2 separate regions of the Homo sapiens genome follow, and region 2 is linked to region 1. Evidence: chromatin loops called from intact Hi-C (ENCODE). Cell type or tissue: PC-3. All regions are shown on one strand. Links, peaks and the distances in the headings refer to the core of each region. The heading gives the core; the rest is flanking DNA.

Evidence for each region. Hi-C counts contacts between places; a loop is a spot of excess contacts. Peaks named below come from ENCODE experiments on the same cell type or tissue, not always from the same donor. Only the 100,000 strongest peaks of a DNase experiment are listed, where the experiment ranks them.
Region 2: it touches region 1 in a loop (7-fold over the local background); 1 of 110 quality-filtered maps calls a loop at or near these places.

What each region holds. Positions count from the first base shown.
Region 1 is chr13:20,163,858-20,168,857 of GRCh38, forward strand. No RefSeq gene overlaps it. Among named protein-coding and RNA genes, the nearest start is that of GJA3, 5.3 kb to the left of the region's middle. In PC-3, for the core only: no CTCF peak of the experiment used is centred there; DNase peaks (open chromatin) are centred at 1,754 and 2,044; H3K4me3 peaks cover 812 bases; H3K27ac peaks cover 995 bases.
Region 2 is chr13:20,804,258-20,811,978 of GRCh38, forward strand. It overlaps XPO4 (exportin 4), which reads right to left. Exons shown (of 23, transcript NM_022459.5): 10 at 5,534-5,710; 11 at 4,826-4,968; 12 at 4,179-4,324; 13 at 3,200-3,377. Among named protein-coding and RNA genes, the nearest start is that of EEF1AKMT1, 34 kb to the left of the region's middle. In PC-3, for the core only: a CTCF peak has its summit at 5,608; no DNase peak of the experiment used is centred there.

The DNA.
Region 1 (5,000 bases), core at 1-5,000:
TCACGCCTGTAATCCCAGCACTTTGGGAGGCCGAGGCGGGCGGATCACATGAGGTCGGGAGCTTGATACCAGCCTGGCCAACGTGGTGAAACCCCGTTGCTACTAAAAATACAAAAATTAGCCGTGTGTGGCGGCACCTGCCTGTAATCCCAACTACTCAGGAGGCTGAGGCAGGAGAATCACTTGAACCGGGGAAGCGGAGGTTGCAGTGAGCTGAGACTGCACCACTGTACTCCAGCCTGGGTGACAGAGCAAGACTCCATCTCAAAACAAAAACAAAAAAACAAAAACAAAATTACTTGTATAGACCGTCACTATTCCTTACTTACTATGCTGATTGACAATGTATAGTATTTCAGTTACTCTGCGGGCTATAAATAGCTCTAATAGCACTTAAAAAAATGAATCCAGCTGGGTGTGGTAGCTCATGCCTGTAATCCCAGCACTTTAGGAGGCCGAGGCGGGTGGATCACCCGAGGTCGGGAGTTTGAGACCAGCTTGGCCAACATGATGAAACTCTGTTTCTACTAAAAATACAAAAAATTAGCCGGGCATGGTGGGGTGGTGCGCACCTGTAATCCCAGCTACTCGGGAGGCAGAGGCAGGAGAATTGCTTGAACCTGGGAGGTGGAGGTTGCAGTGAGCTGAGATCGTGCCACTGCGCTCCAGCCTGGGCAACAAGAGCAAAACTCCATCTCAAAAAAAAAAAAAAAAAAAAAAAAAAAAACGAATTCCAGCAATCCAACTTTTATTTATTGAACTTCTCCTCATACAAGGCCTTGGGCTGGGTGTTGACGGATGGGAAGGTTCCACTTTCTCTACTCAGAGAATTCATTGCGCCCAGCTCTGTGCCAATTTTTGTCCACAGGAGGATTTTACAATCTGTTGTTTCTGAATCACAAAGTATTAATTAACAAACAGTTAGCGGGTGTGGTGGATCATGCCTGTAATTCCAGCACTTTTAGAGGCCAAGGCAGGAGGATTGCTTGAGCCCAGGAGTTCGAGACTAGCCTGGGCAATACAGTGAGATGCTCCCCTACCCCAACCCCCCATCCAGTCTCCACAAAAATATTAAAAAATTAACCTGGCAAGGTGGCTCGTGCCTTTAGTCCCAGCTACTCAGGAGGCTGAAGTGGAAGGATTGCTTGAGCCTGGGAGGTCGAGGCTGCAGTGAGCCATGCCCCTCCACTCCAGCCTGAGTGACAGAGCAAGGCCCTGTCTCTAAAATAAAATAAAATAAAAATAAATAAAATAAAATAAAATCCATGGGATAATTTCTATGAAGTGATTGCAACTTGGAGAAAAATATAAACAAGCAGTGTTTATTTCTTATCTCGCATGTGGAAAAATGAGATTTGCATGTCTCATATGGGCTCTGCAGGCCTTGGAAATGTCCCCTGTGGAAATTTTCTGGGCTGTGCAGTTAATACAACCTGTATCCAACTCTCGTCGGATAATTTATTTAATTCCAGAAAATTGGGTAGTCAGAATGGAGGGTGGCAGAGATATCAGTGCAAGTAGTCAGAAGTACAGACTTTCTAGAACTACTAGGCTGAATAGAGGATTACACTGAGATAGGGTTTTCATAGAAATTTTAAGTTGCAAAAAATTTCAAACCAGAATGCTAGGATGAGAACATTTATTTAGCAATGTGGTATGCATTATAAAGAATATTTTCTCTTTCTTGCAGAGAGTTAAATCCAGTAATTTGAGATTCCATCTCCCGTGGGAGTTTGCTTTGAAAACATAATGACTGTAAGGTAAATAAATCAGAGTTGATTAATCATGTTACGGCAGCATACAATTTCATGAATACTTTAAGAATTGCATTATTCTTGCACAAATGATTATATCCAACTGATAGGAGCATTTAGAGCGTATTAACTAAATCCTCTTTGGTGAAAGTTGTGTGTTGTATCCAGACATTTCAGGTTAATCTGCTGGAAAGTCCCTTTGATGCTGTTCTTCCTTTCTTTTGATGTATGTTTTCTAAGTATCCATAAATCCTTGCTTGGCTAGTCAGAAGGGCTGGGAAGACCAAACTGGAAAAACTGCCCAGAGAAGGCAGGAGGAGCAGGGTGCTATGGAGAAAGAGTAGCCATGGTGCTGGGGCTCAGGAACTGTGCATTGACACGAATGAGGACAGCAGGGTGGAGGGTGAGAAAGAGCACTTGAGACTGGGCGTGGTGGCTCACACCTGTAATCCCAGCAATTTAGGAGACTGCTTGAGCTCAGGAGTTTAAGACCAGCCTGGGCAACATGGAAAAACCCCGAGTCTACAAAAAATACAAAAATTAGCCGGGCATGGTGGCGCATGTCTGTAGTCCCAGCTACTCAGGAAGCTGAGGTGAGAGGATCGCTTGAGCCTGGGAGGTGGAGGTTGCAGTGAGCCGAGATCGTGCCACTGTACTCCAGCCAGAACGAGACCTTCTCCGAAAAAAACAAAAACAAAAACAAAAACAAAAACCAAAAAAGCACTTGGGCAGCAGCCGAATTAGAAAATTAGATCTCCTCATGTGGAAGAGGGTCAGTGTGATTCCTAAAGCAGGTAGGAGAACCACTGATAAACCATAGACAAGCAAGAGTGTCAGAGTCCTTGTCTGCTCAGTTATTGTCAGTTATCATCAGGTAGAACAAGCCTTGTCCTGGTATTTCACGTACTTCAGAAATAAAGACAGCCTTGGCTGAGAACAGACTTGTTTCTGATAATAATAATATAACCCTTCACCACTGCTTGGTGTTTTAACGTTTTCAAAGTGCTTGATCTTATTTGAGCTTCAAAACAAACGTGTGAGGAAGGAAGGGCAGGGATCATTTCCCATTTCACAGAGGAATACGTTGAGAGATGGGGAGGTGAAATGGTTTGCAGACATGTGTCACTGCTGGTAAATAGCTTATGGGAGTATGGGCTCTGACCTTGCAGGTATCAACCTAGTTCTTTCTGTGTAGCACTGTGAGACTTCTGAGGTTGACTAGGAAAAGAACTTAGTCATCCATAAATCAGTAAAAGTCGTGGTAACATCTAGAAAGGGCTAACATCAGTGATGTGAAGTCGTCAGCCTGTGGTTCTGAGGGAATGGGCCACGGTCCTGGAGGATCCCCATGCCTGCGCCCAGCCCGACTGGGCAAGATGATCCACTCCTCACCACCCCTAGGTACAAGAAGAGCTCCTCGCCTCCTGGTGAGCCTCACAGGGTCTGAGAATTTGCCTTGCCTGAGGATCTCAAATGACAGAATTTAAATTTGGTGGTGTTCACAAGCTGAAGGAGTTTATTTTCATGAAAATTGGGAGGGAAAAGGTGGTGCTTTATCATTTCTTCTGGGGAAGTAATCTTCCGGGGAAGTGTTAACACTATTACCCTCATTTTAAAAATTAAGAAAACAGGTAGAGTGTGGTGGTGCATGCCTGTAATCCCAGCGCTTCGAGAGGTGGAGGCAGGAGGATTGCTTGAGGCCAGGAGTTTGAGACCAGCCTGGACAACAAAGCAAGACCCTGTCTCTACAAAAAATAAAAAAAGTTAGCTGAAGGCAGTAACATGTGCCATAGCCCCAGCTGCTGGGGAGGCTGAGGTGGGAGGATTGCTTTGAGCCTAGGATTTTGAGGCTGCAGTGACCTATGATCCTGCCACTGCACTCCAGCCTAGGTGACAGAGTGAGACCCTGTCTTACAAAAAGAAAATAAACAAAAATTAAAGAAACCAAGTAGAGAAAGGATATGTGACTTATTCAAGAGCATGGTCTACTTTGGTGGAAGGTGGTCAATGTGTCTCAGGCTGAAGTTGTAAAGTGAGAAGAACAGGAGGGCGACCTGAACGATTAAGGCAAAACTTCGAAATGTGCCCCAGCAGAGATTTATTTTTCAGGGGGTGTTTTGCATTCCAGCCCCTCTGCCTTCCTGGCGTTTAGTGCGATTTGTTTAGCCATGTGCTCCCTGGTGTGTGTTTTTGAATGTGTGTGAGATGGGTTGTCTCTCGGGACCTGGCAGGTGCGGCCACCAGGTCAGGGCTGCCCCCCAACCCTGTGCCTCCTTCCTCCTAGACTCTGGCCCCCTCAGTGCTGAGGGTGATACAGAGCACTTTTCAAGCTGGATTTGGAATGTGGCCTCTCCCCTCCAAACTCCTGGAGATCATGCAAAGGCCTTTGGAGCCAGCCAGTCACCTGGAAGGTGACATTCCCACCAGCTGAGGCCTCACCTTCAGCGGGGGCTGGGCAGCTTTGGAGCCTGGGGCCAGCCAAGCTCACTCTGCCCATATCCCTGCCACGTGTGGCCCAGCGGATGATCACCTGTCTTCATCTGCGTACTGGGCCACATCCCTCCTGCCGTCCCCCACTTCCCTGATGACACCTACAGCAAGCCCCTACCCAAGTGTTCTGTGATCCCCTGTAAATGTGGCCTCCCTAGCTACTTGCTTTTATGAAACCAACAATCCTGGGGACACAGTTTTCGGCTGTCTCAAGACGGGGCAACCACTCTTTTCCCCAGGCCTGTGGGTCCCAGGCCTGGAGCTAGGGTTGGCATTCTTGCCTGAATTCTCCACTCTATCCCAACCCCTGAGGCCGCCTGAGGAGGCTCAGACTGTGTCAGGCTAGGAGGACAGTCAAACCACAAAAACATGCCTTTTAAGAAGTATAAGCACAAATCCCTCTTTGATGTTATATAAAAGCTCAGTGTCACTGATTAGGAATCCAGCAGCCCAGGTCCCTGTGTGGACATGACGGTGTTGAGGGAAGCGGATTGACCGCTGGCGGTTGTGTCCACAGCGAGGAGGTGGCTCTCCACTGTTGCTGTGCCAGCCACGTTTCCAGGAGTGTGTTTAGTTTTGGACAGAGTCCAGTGAAAAATCCAATCTATTTAAACAATGGAACATCACCCATTTAAAAGGTGACTGGCCCATTTAAAAGGATACAGAGAGGACTGAAAAACCACAAACTATAAAGAGGGGTTGAAGGGAGTGGGAATATTTCCCTAAGAGAAAGGACTCAGAGAAGACCCCTGTCCA
Region 2 (7,721 bases), core at 2,722-7,721, 640 kb after region 1:
CACATACACACAAGCATTGTGCCTATGGTGGACGTGTTCCTCCTATTTTCTTATTTCTTATTTTCAGGAACTTCCTGCTCTGTCTATGGAATAGCCATTCTTTTATTCCTTTACTTTCTTAATAAACTTGCTTTCACTTTACTCTATGGACTCGCCCTGAATTCTTTCTTGTGCAAGATCCAAGAACCCTCAGGGACCCCTTTCCTATAACATTGCTGCTTATGCTATTGTCACTGCCTAAAGTACTCTTGTTTCAAGAAGCCCCCTCTGGTTCTCCTCTGCCCGTAGATTAGGGGAACCAGGAGCTCCTATAACACCCTTACACACTTCTAACTGTATCCTCAGATGCTGGCACGCATAGGAGTTGAAATACAACTCATAAAAACACCAAAATATTTTTAAGTTGTTGATATTCCAAGATTAATACCCCATTCCTACTTCAATTCCTTAAAGCACTATATCTACAAATATATTTCAAACAGCACTCAGTTTCTCATATTTTCTAAGTCAATCCTAGATTACATTTGTATGTCATAAATCCAAAGTCAGCACAATAAATCAAACAGAGCTTTAACCTCTCACAACCTCCACTATAGGTCTGAGCCACCATCATCTTTCTCTTGGATTACTACAATTTGTCTCCTAACTGGTCTCCTGGCTTCCATCATTTACTCTCGGGTTTTTTTGCATTTTGTTTTTTTTTTTGAGACAGGGTCTTGCTGTGTCGCCCAGACTAGAGTGCAGTGGTGCAATCTCAGCTCACTGCAACCTCTGCCTCCGAGGTTCAAGCGATTATCATGCCTCAGCCTCCTGAGTAGCTGGGACTACAGGAGGCGAGCACCACCATGCCCGGCTAATTTTTTGTATTTAGTAGAGATGGGGTTTCAATATTGCCCAGTCTGGTCTTGAACTTCTGAGCTAAGGCAATCTGCCCACATTGGCCTCCCAAAGTGCTAGGATTACAGGTGTGAGCCACAGTGCCCAGCCTCCATCATTTACTCTTAATGCAGCAGAGTAAACTTCTTAACATTTAAGTTACTCTTCTGCTCAAAACCCTACAATGGCATGCTGCTTCATTCAGAACAAAAGCCAAAGATGTTACAAAGGCCTAAGACCTTCTCTGTTTTCCCTCTATTTTCCTAACTCCATCTCCTAAAAAATTCCACCTCATTCTGCTCAACCCACCACGGCATTCTTGCTGTTCTTGAACATGCCAAGCAGGCCCAGGGCCTTTGCATTCACTGTTTATTTTGCTTGGAATGCTCTCCCCCCAGACACCTTCATGGCCTCCCTTACCAACCTCACATCTCTGCTCCCAAGTCACCTTCTAGATAAAGCCAACACTCATCACACTAATGACAACTACAACAATCCCTACTGATACTCACTCTAGCTTTTTACCTGTCACATTTGCTGTCTTCTAACATACTGCATAATTTACTTATTTATTCTCTCTCCTTTATAAAGAGTTCTAAAAGAGAAGTGACTTCTATCTGTTTTGTTCAAATACCCGAAGGCTCCCTGTTACGTTGTCAGCAGTCAATAATTATTTCTCAAATGATACCTGTTTTAAGAAATGTGAGCTGCTTTTTTAGTGAAACAAGAAATGTTTCTACCATATAACATTAAATTTCATATTAATTCTTTGGATTAAAAACATGGTGACTTTTTTTTTTTTGGTCCCAATCCTCCATAGTCTGTGCTCTCAGATACCAAAATGTTTTGCTCCCACACTAACATCTGACAAAAATGGAAAAAGCACTTAAAATACAAGGAAAGCATTCCTGATGCTACTGCCCAAGCAAAAAATATAACAAAGAATATATAATATGACAGCACCCTGAAATGAACTGCTTTTTAAATTAACATTCACCACCAACCAAACCAGAGCAAAGCACTGATTTCCAGAGACACTAAATCTAATGACTAAGGTAATCCTAAAATGAATATATAACTTTTTCAATAAAGTATGATTTCATTTCAAACAAGAGAATGCAACAATAAAGGAAATAAATTCCCCAACATTTCCTTGGTTATCAGCTTAATATTTCAACTATTTTTTAAAAAGCCACATTTTCTATTGCATGTTTAAATGATATCCATATATTTTTGCATACTAAAAAGAATGAAGGGGACAGCATCCTGTTTGAGTTACTGGTTTTGCAGCTGACAAAAACCAATGTTAATATCATTACTGACATCTCTGCTTGCAACCTACATTTAAAATAAAGTTAAAGATACTGAAATTTCACATGTTGTTTTCAAATTCACTTTCAGGACCCTTTTTTTTTTTTTTTTTTTTTTTTTTTTTTTTGAGACAGAGTCTTGCTCTGTCGCCAGGCTGGAGTGCAGTGGTGCAATCTGAGCTCACTGCAACCTCTGCCTCCTGGGTTCAAGCGATTCTCCTGCTTCAGCCTCCCGAGTAGCTGGGACTACAGGCGTACACCACCACATCCAGCTAATTTTTGCAGGTTTAGTAGAGACAGGGTTTCACCATGTTGGCCAGGAGGGTCTCAATCTCTTGACCTCATGATCTGCCCGCCTCGGTCTCCCAAAGTGCTGGGATTGCAGGCGTGAGCCACTGCGCCTGGCCGGAACATTTTTAATACAGGCTTATCCCTCCTTAATTTCACCATTAAGAATTAACGAAAATTTTGCCATTAGTATTAGGAAGATTAAAGTGAATCACCTCATTTGAGGCACTCTCCTGTATTATAACAGGGCTCTTAAGTTTCACATTTAGAATACATATTTCCATTTTACGAGATACAAATTTTTATCTATCATTTTCCATGAGAAAGCCACCGAAACGTAGTTTTAGCTTTTATGAACGATACTTGTTGACGTTCATCTGGTTCCCTTCATTTAGGGCGCCTGCATGCATCAGTATTGCTCTCTGATGGACAGGCGTTATGTTCCTAACTACATTCAATGTCCCTTCCAAGTCTCATTGTATTCAGAATAATTTGACATTACTTTTCTTCAGTACTGGGTATAGCTGTCAACTCTCACTAGAGTGGCACTGCCTAAATATACTGAGTACTTGCCATCCTTGTGTATTTCAAGGCTTCTCCAAGTTTTCATTTTTTTCATGTATCAGATTTACAACGTGCCTATCACTCCAGTCATCTACCCATCAACTCAGAATTTATAAAACAGTATAAAAATTACAAGAGCACAGCTATAGAGTTTATATTACCTAATCACAGAATCTGTTCTGTTGTACCCTGGGATGGAAGAAGCCTTTTCTCCTGGAGATCCCAAAATTTGAAGTGTTGTATTAATGTCAACTTCAGATGAATGCTTAATGGAATATTCCATTATTTCTGGAGGTATTAGCGGAGTCTCTCCCTGAGTATCATCAGCTAAGAGGTAGCCTTCAGTTTAAAAAAAATTAAAAATGAACACTTAACAAATCTACATTTATCAAATTGTACTATAAATGTTTTCAGTTTGATTTATATACATCATATAAATTGATGTAAATTATAAATGTTAACCTGTTAATTTCAAGTTTATGCAAAAAAAACTTTCTATGTCTCAGATAAGTAACCCTCAAAACTACAGAAAAGGACAAATGTTTTATTCACCAATTTTGTAATTCATAGGGGCTTTTTAATCTACTACCTTAAATAATTTTCAGTACTGTATTCTGTAAAGTTAATAGAAATTTTGCTACTATCTATATTAGAAGTCAATATTAGGGAATTCATTTTCAAAAGTCAAGATTTTTTGCTTATTATTTAAAATATGGAAACACTAATAGTATGGTGGTCAAAAAAGAAGATCCTAAGAGTCAGACTGCCTAGATTTACATTCTGGCTCTAAAAATTAATAGCAGTGTGACAATGGGCTAGTTTCTTATACTCTCAAAGTCTCAGCTTCTTCATCTATTAGTTGGGGATAATGACGATGATGATGATAATAGTAATACTACCTAGCAATACTAATTCAGCGGGTAGAATGAGATCCATGAAACATTTGGTATGCAATAGGCACTGCATACATATTAGCCAGTATTTTTTAAAAATGCATCCATAGTTCTATGACAGAAAATGGCTGTATCCAAATTTTATCCAATATTATATATACACTATTGTTTTTCATATAGGAAGCTTCTTTTAAGGCTTAAATTGCTCAGTTGGCAATTACATTTTAAAAAGAAACCACCAACCAACCTGTAACTAAAATAAGCCAGTGAATATCTTCATAGAGATCATCAAGCATTTTGTTGTCAACAGTGCTTGAACCCGGTGAAGCAAGTAACTGTTGCTGATGTCGTTGTAACTGACCATGGAGTCTTGTTACTCTTTCTTCTAATAAACTAAAAGAGAAGAAAACAGTAGCTTCATAAAGTTCAATAAGCAAAGACATGGAACAACTTACAACTTCCATATATTAGACAACATGAATTGAATGTTAGCGTAAAAACACATATACAAAAACATTATAGTACACAACTGTTGTCATAGCACTATAGGAATTATGATTTATTTTTTATAACATAGAATTAAAACACTGCTTTACAAACAATCAAGGTTTACAACAGGCATTTGAAAACTGGTTATTCCAAGTTTTTACTGATATGGGTCAAATCATTTCTCATACCATGTTTTCCATAATCTCTCTGCCATCTATGCTGTAGTGCCTGGGCTCCAAATGTCTAAGCCAAGGAACGCAATCATGAGTATGTTTCTGTCCATTTGTTCCAGTGTGCTGGGACACGGGGTGGGGGTGTTTAAAGTCTTTAAACACTTTAAGTGCTCTCCAGGGAATTGTGAATAGAGAATATTTGCTCCATGGGGTTTCTTTGGACTGTGTGTACCTTGTCAGAAGAGGTATACAGTGTTCTGCAGCAATTCTTCCTAGCATTCCTACACTGGCCAGTTGATCAGAAAACTGGTCTCGATCATCCTCTTGAAGTTCACTTATTTCTTCCTCCTCACGAGAGGCCACACCATTGGCAGTCTATTGCAAGTAAAAGAAATAAACAATGAGGAACTGCATTGCCTATTCAACGTGCACTTCTGTGGCTCCATAACATAGCTTAGATAGCTAAGCACTGCATAGCAAAAGGAGAGGGGACACAGCCGACCTTTGAGCACAGCTATCTAGGAACTCCCTTCTAACAATGCTGACAGCCGTGGTAGTTATCAAAAGGGGGAAAACATACAAGAGCAAGAAGTACAGGAATCACTCCATGGTGATCAACACAACTAACTGCACACCCACAACCCACCTCCCATATGGGAGAATTGAACTTCTGTCACTGAAATAACCAGACATCCATGGCCCAAATTATTCATATCTCTTGACAGCTAGACAGAAAGAGGTGGGTAACTGAAAATTGAAAAGGAATATACATAGGCAACATCCCATTTTAATAAGAACTCAGAGAACAAGGCCACTTTTGCTCCCAGCAAATCTTCTGAGGGAACCCATCCTAAATTTCTGGCATTATATAATGTGTAACATGGTAAAATATAGCCTATGATGAAATAGACTGTTAATTACCATCTTGCTTAAAACTCACCAAATTTCTTGTGCCATCTGGAGCAGCTAGGTGGCACTGAATATAGGAATTGAAAACTTGAACTGCATGTTGGGTAAAAAAGCCTTTATGGAAATGTTTGTCATCTTGAACCAAAGTTAACCAGGACTCCAACAATTTATCATATGCTTCCATGTATACCATGTCATCTTTATCAAGCTAAAAGAAAAGAACACTCATAAAACAAATGTCCAGAGAACGACAATTGGCATAACAACAGTCATATAAATACATACAAATAGTTTAAATTTTTCCTTTAACAGAGCTTCCCAATTATTGATAAGTTTTTATTGAACTTTCTAAAATCTTTCTAAGTTCAAGTAAGTCTTAGGCAATCTGGAATTAAAGTTTATTTTTAAAACCAGCTGTTTAGTGTTTTGTGGAACATGCATTTTTCAAATAAAAATAATATTAACATTTTCTGTAGTCAAGAAGAGAATTGTTAAAATAAAAAAAAATGTATACACCCTACGCACTTTAAAATGGTTTTAGAGAAACTGAAGGATGAAAACAGACTGACTTAATCAGCAGGTTTAAGAATATGTGGGGAGAACTCCACCAGTGCTCCTTAACAAGAAATAACTCATAATAAAAAAGAACAGCAAATTCCATACAGTAGAAAAGCACTGTCTTCAAAAAAAATGTAATACGCGTTGACTCAACTCATAATTATTAGAGAAATACCAAAAGTGTCCCATACTTAGAGAAAAATCAGAAATTTAACAAGCACAAATACTTTGTGAATGTGGAAATAAATTTCTCCCTCTTCTTGGTTCTCCATCTTTTTGGTTCACTGCAGTTAGTTTTTCTTCTTACAAAGGAAACACATGTGGGAAACTTAGAAAAAGAGACAAGTAGATAAGATTAGGGAAAAGCCAGGCTTCTTCTTGCCCAAAGCTCTGACTGGCTAAATAGGCCTCTCTCCACAAGCATGGTACCGGATGTAACTAGACCTGTATGAGATCCACTAAGGAAACCCTGAGGCTGTATACGCTTCAAGATAGTCTCAGTGAAATTGTTTAGCTTGTAATCCTAATTGTCCTCTTTCCTATTCTTTCTTCTTCATTTAGCTACTATTACTGAATTAAAGTGTTACACCAAAACTACACCACTGAGAAAGAAGAGAAAAATTATCAGAGAAAAAGGTAGGATGACTATGCACACCACCAGGCTGTTTCACAGAGTTACTTGTGGTCCAAGATCTCCCTGAATGGAGCTAACATTTGGCTAAAAGGTCACTCTAGTTTAAAAATCTACAAAGGTCAGGAGGCAAGAATGAGCCTGGCATTTATATCGCAGAGAGAGCCGGTGGACCTGGAGCAGAGAGTGATGGGTCCTGACATAACATGGGGTGAGAATGGGGGCTGGGAGGCAAGAAACAGATCAAAGGCCTTGACAGGCTATGACAAGGACACTAGGTTTTCTTCTAATTGCAGCAAGAAGCCACTGCAATGCTTGAAACAGATAGAATGCTTTTTTCTTTTTTTTTTTTTTTTTGAGATGGAGTCTCGCTCTGTTACCCAGGCTGGAGTGCAGTGGTGTGATCTTGGCTCACTACAGCGTCCGCTTCCTGGGTTCAAGCGATTCTCCTGCCTCAGCCTCCTGAGTAGCTGGGACTACAAGTGTGCACCATCATGCCCAGCTAATGTTTGTATTTTTAGTAGAGACGGGGTTTTGCCATGTTGGCCAGGATGGTCTCGAACTCCTGGCCTCAAGGGATCCTCCTGCCTCAGTCTCCCAAAGTGCTGGGATTACAGGTGTAACCCACTGCACCTGGCCAGATATAATTCTTTAAAGGAAAATCAGACTGCTTACACTGCAAAGTATAATGGTGCCATGGACCAGGGGAGAGATGATGCCAAGCAGCCAAACTGGGTACAGATTTTGGAGAAAGGGCTGACACTGGAAAATGACCTGAGGCAAGACAGAAAACAAGGCAGTGGTGGGGGTGCACCTGGGTTTTTACCCTGACAGCTGGGAAGATTCCTACAATACAGAAGGATGGGGGTGTTGGACAGGGCAATGTGAGATGACGCATACAGGGTGATGAAGGCCTCTTGGCCTTTCTTCTTTTGGACATGTTAAATTTTAGATCCAAAATAGGAATCCAAGTGGGAATGTTCTATTAACATGTTTGATACATGTCTGAAGTTTAGGAAAGAGATCACGG